2 separate regions of the Mus musculus genome follow, and region 1 is linked to region 2. A link is a loop called in an ENCODE intact Hi-C map of the cell type or tissue named here. Cell type or tissue: left cerebral cortex. All regions are shown on one strand.

Region 1 (2,500 bases), 480 kb before region 2:
AGGAGAGACCAGGCCTATTTATTTCTCAGAGGGCTGCACAGGGAAAGGGCAGCAATATGCCTGGAAGACATATTCTCTGCAGGTGATGATCAATAGGAAAACGAGACAAGCAGCTCGTTAGCCACTTCTCTCCTTAGCAGCTTACTGGGCCTTGTCAAAACCATCCAAAGCCACAGCCAGCTGTGTTGTCCTCATTATGGAAATGGGCCCACTAGAGCATTGCCCTCTTGGCTAACACCGGGCATTAACGCTGCAAGGATTCTGGTCCAGACCCTGAAGACCAGAATGTGGTCAGCGGCTCCGATTTTCAGAGTATTTTTCAGCATTGACCTGTCTTCTGGTTCCTTTTTGTTCATCTTTCATCTGAATGTACCAAGACATTAGTAATGAGCCTAGAGAGGGATTTTTTTTTCAAGTCTGTACACTACCGCTCAGACATCCCTGCTCAGACAGAGGTGCTCAGCCTAGGTAAGCTCAGACTCCAGATTGGTGACCTCTGGGCTCTGTTGCCAAAACTACCTCCCTACCTGGGAGGGGAAGCGATTCAAGGTCCCACGAGAACCGCTCAACTCCACAGCACAGGTGCAACCTCTGATCCTACCCAGTCAGTCCCACGTCTGTGTCGGTTCTGATTTCTCTCCACCTTAAAAGGAATCGTGGTACTGGCTTTTCCTCCAAATCCTCTTCCCTTCCTTCAGCCATAGAAGGAGGATGGTAAGAGATGGCGTGAATGAGCAGGGAGGACGACGCATTCTGTAAATCAGCTGACTCTTCGCTAAGAGGGTCTGGGTGGTTTTAGGGAACTAGGGAGGAGACTGTTGTCTTCTCACTGAAAATGTCACACTTTAATGCCAGCCTTGGGGAGGTCAGAACCTATGGGGATTTCAGGCTTAGCATTTTCCAAGCATATCTCTAAATCAAGATTTCTTTCTTCTCCTGGGGGGAGGGGGAGGGGGGAGAGGGAGGGGGGAGGGGGAAGGGGAGGGTCAGGGGGAGGGGGAGGGGGAGGGAGAGGGAGAGGGAGAGGGAGAGGGAGAGAGAGAGAGAGAGAGAGAGAGAGAGAGAGAGAGAGAGAGAGAGAGAGAGAGAGAGAGAATTTTTATCGTTTTAGAGTTGATTCAAAAGTAAAAGAAACCTGAACAGGATAAGGTTTATAACCTGTACACTGGAGTTCAGACGAGTGACTCGTGATGAAGCTTATAAGATTCATGATGCTTATGAAGTTGTAAAATCTCTGTAGCTACTGAGTCTAATCTCCTCTCTTCTCCACTCTTTTCATGCTTACAAGTCTCCATCCCTCCTCCCCATAGTACACCTCTCTTCTGGGCTCTGGTCTTGGGCTGCAGTTGCGCGCGGCCACCTCTAGATGGAACTTTCTCACCAATCCAAAGCTAGGCCGGCCAGCGCACCCCTGGTGCAGGGTGGTGCGGCAAGGAGTTCCCGCCTTCTCTCCGCGTGGCGAGAACCCAGTGGAACTACAGGAGGAAGGGGCTCGGGCTTTGCTCTTGGAGCCCAGAGGGTTTCCAGCCGCTGGATGGGAGGGAATCCTGAGGTTTCTGGGTTAGGGAGCTCTTCAGGAATTTTGCGTCTCGATCTGGGCTCCTTGAATCCTCTCCACAAAAATAACAGTCGCCTTGGTTGCCTGGTCCCCAGTGTCCGCAGTGGGGCTATACTCCTCCTCCGGCTCCAGGGGCGAGGTAGAAGGCGTTCGCTGGCACCCTCTGGTGTCCGAGCCCCAGGGCAGGACCTAGGGCGGAACAGCCGCTAGTGGGAGGCAAACTTTATGAGGAAGCACGCGGCTTGAGGGAGCTACTTTGAGCATCACTGAAAAGAAAGCAAGTGTCAGGACACTTGTCATCTGTCGTGTCTTCTTCACGTTCACCCTCCTCGGAGTTGTGCTCATTGGGAGGGAGGGGGTCCTGGGTTAGCAAGAGTTGTCCCTCTCGCTTCGGGTCGTCAGCGGCAGCCGAGCTCACTGCGCCGTGGTGCGGTTCCCTTACTTTTCGTCAGGTGGGGCTGGTATATAAAAACAAAACAAATCCAAAAAAACAGAACTCGGAGTTGATTCAGACTTGAATGTGAAGGGGTCCTGTCACTGGGGTGTCCCTGTCCCTACTCACGTCCGGGTCTCTGCCCCTCGGCGATTACCCCCCTCTCACTTCCCGGGGTGAATGGTTGGTGCGAAGCGATTGGTGATCCCGGGCGCGATCCCCGCCGCGGCTCCCCGCGCCGCGTGGGGTGAATGGCCGCGGGCGGAGGGTCGGGAGGCGCCGGGCGTAGACCAATCGCGGCCGCCGGTGGGAGTATTTGTTATTCACATGGAAGAGACTCGCCGGTGGCTCGGCCGGCTCAGCCCCCTCAGCCCGGAGACCAGCCACAAGTGCGGCCGTGGTGCTCGCCTCTCTCGGTGGCCAAGGCGGCGGCAGCGCTGATATGGAGCTGCGGGTCCCCCGCAGGCTTCCTCACCTCGCCCTCTGCGGGGAGCAGGGTAAGACACCCC
Region 2 (2,500 bases):
AGAGCCTCCCTCCCCACCCCAGCCCCCAAGCACTAATCTTCCAAAGAACAGGCCAATGGGATGCTACAGTGATCAGAGAATACCTGCAAAGACACGGACTGAAACGGCCAAGACTGAGAGACAGTTTGGAGAGATTAAAATCAATTGTAAAGGGAAACCCAGTCTCTTTTCAGAATCCTCTATGATTAGAAAACTAAGCTGTAATGAGTCAACAAGTCCCAGTTTTTAAAATTTTCACCATTCAACCCGAAGAATGTTCAGTGAAGTACATATTATATAGTCAGTGATGATTACAGGCATCATTGAGGACTTGCTCTGGGCCAGACATTGTAATTTTTACACTTAGCACTTTTTAACATTTGATCTGTTTTTCATTCTATGGAACAGGTGTTAACATTCTCTTACTGAGGGCACTTGGATGTAACAAGATTAAATAATTTGCCTAAGTAAATGCTGAACAGTTTAAGACCCATCAGTCTTTGACACTGAGGCCAGAGCTTTTAGCCACTGTGGTCAACACCTCTACTTAGAAATAATTAAGGACATCAGTTCACTTGCTTGTAAGGATCATAGAACAATACTTAAACATTCACAATAATTTGAGTAGGCAGACCTGGAAAAAATGAGACTAATGCAATCTCTGGGGATGTAGAGAAAATATAAACTGTAAAAACAATTGTGGAAGAGTTGACTGATAGTAGGTAAGTATGAAACTGCCAAAACAGCTATAGATGTTTTACCAACTTGATTTGTATTTGGAAATGAATATTTCTTACCTACAACTTTCCTATATACTTTTGTACACTTCTCTCTTCTTTCATATTAACTTCTGGAGGCTTCCATCATTTTGCTTGTGTAAATGAATGCCACATGCAGGGACCCCATTCATGGAGCATCTAGTATTTTAAGCCCTGTCACAGGGTCCAGTGACATTGCTCAACAGGGCAATGTTGCCATCTGCTGGTAGGTTCTTTGAATTGCAGACACAAGGTTCCACAGTCCTTATAATTTAAACAAGTGGTGGTGGCTTAGGAATGGATTCTTAAATGGAGAATGGCGTGTCAAACATTTACAAGAAAAACTCAAGATGATTTTGAGTCTTACAGGGACAAACCCCACCAATTTATTCAAAGAGGTATTTCACTCAGTCTTCTTTGTGAAATCTGTCTAGTTGACCTCCCTCTATAAATCTTTCTGGATTACTTTTTCGATGTCAATAGCATTTGCTAAGAATGATCTGGCTATTTATGGCTGCCCACAAGATTCATGCCTCACTGCCTGTTGGTTGAATTTATGTGATACTATGACTCTTGGAGTGAAAGTCTTGTTTGAAGTAGGCAGCCATGATCTTCACTATAGTCTCTGCACTTGCTTTTTTTTTTTTTTTTTTTTTTTAATCTTTGAGGTGTTTTAAATTTATGATTTCATTTTTGTTTCCACCACAATCTTGTGAGACTATTACCTAGGCTGCAGCCATAAATGTATATAGACATGGTTAGGATGGTCACATTAGTGTCTAAATAAATATTCTTCTCATGTATATGAAAAGGCTGGCCAGAAAAAAAAAATCACAGGCATGGGACTTACTCAAAAGTTCTCATAATAAATTCTTCAGACTCATACATACAGCTGCTAATGATGAGGGTTCCTTCCTTTTTATACGATGTCCTCTGGGTATAATCCTTTATAGATGCATACTTAGTTTACTAAAACAAGCCAGGTATAGGAAACCCATGCCTTGCTTACGTGTGAATCATAATGTGCTGTACCATAGATGCAGAGCTCAAAGGAGGTGGCTCTTAGAACATAAATAATAGGACAATGTCACTCAAGGGATGGAAAACGTCAGTTAGATGGGAGGAATAAGTTCAAGAAATCAATTTCTTCCTAGGACATTGAAAACAATATATTTTATGCTTAACATTTGACAAATGAATATTTTAATTGTTATAACTATAAACACTGTGTGAAGTAAATTTGATGTTCGCTTGGTTTGTCCATTCTATGATGTATACATATCTAAAACATGCTGTGTATCATATAGGTTTAATATTTGCCTATTAAAGGTTCTCCTGATATAAGGGAAACAGCTGGTACTATTTTTTTCTTTGCAATCAAGTAATACTATTCTGACAGCTCTGCTGATATTAGCTAGATGAAACCGCAGGTAACCTGCCCTAGCCAGATGTCAAGCATAGTTTCTGTAGGTATTTAACACATTGTGTTTCCTTGGATAGTTGAGGAGGTAGACACAGTAATGGAATGCAACTCAGCCAATGATGTAACTATGTATCTTATTCTTGTAATCAGTCCTGTGAAGAAAACCAGTTTTAAGTTTGCTAAGAGGAGCCCTTTGGAATATGTTGTATGCCTGCTCTCAGTTTTCTTTCCCCCTTCCAAGTTATAATTATTTACTTTTAATTCGATCAGCAAGTGTTTTAGTAATGGATACATACATGTTACAGGAAACTATATATTACTCATGAAATTTCAGAGACAA

Evidence for each region. Hi-C counts contacts between places; a loop is a spot of excess contacts. Peaks named below come from ENCODE experiments on the same cell type or tissue, not always from the same donor. Only the 100,000 strongest peaks of a DNase experiment are listed, where the experiment ranks them.
Region 1: a loop joins it to region 2, with 9 times the contacts of the local background. A loop is called at or near these places in 26 of 42 quality-filtered maps.

The regions. Positions count from the first base shown.
Region 1 is chr6:28,134,953-28,137,452 of GRCm38, reverse strand. It overlaps a transcript of Grm8 not described here. Among named protein-coding and RNA genes, the nearest start is that of Grm8, 9.8 kb to the right of the region's middle. In left cerebral cortex, a CTCF peak has its summit at 1,361; DNase peaks (open chromatin) are centred at 1,384 and 2,382; H3K4me3 peaks cover 1,141 bases; H3K27ac peaks cover 455 bases.
Region 2 is chr6:27,656,176-27,658,675 of GRCm38, reverse strand. All of the region lies in intron 5 of Grm8 (glutamate receptor, metabotropic 8), which reads left to right. Among named protein-coding and RNA genes, the nearest start is that of Mir592, 280 kb to the left of the region's middle. In left cerebral cortex, a CTCF peak has its summit at 957 (motif pointing left); a DNase peak (open chromatin) is centred at 954.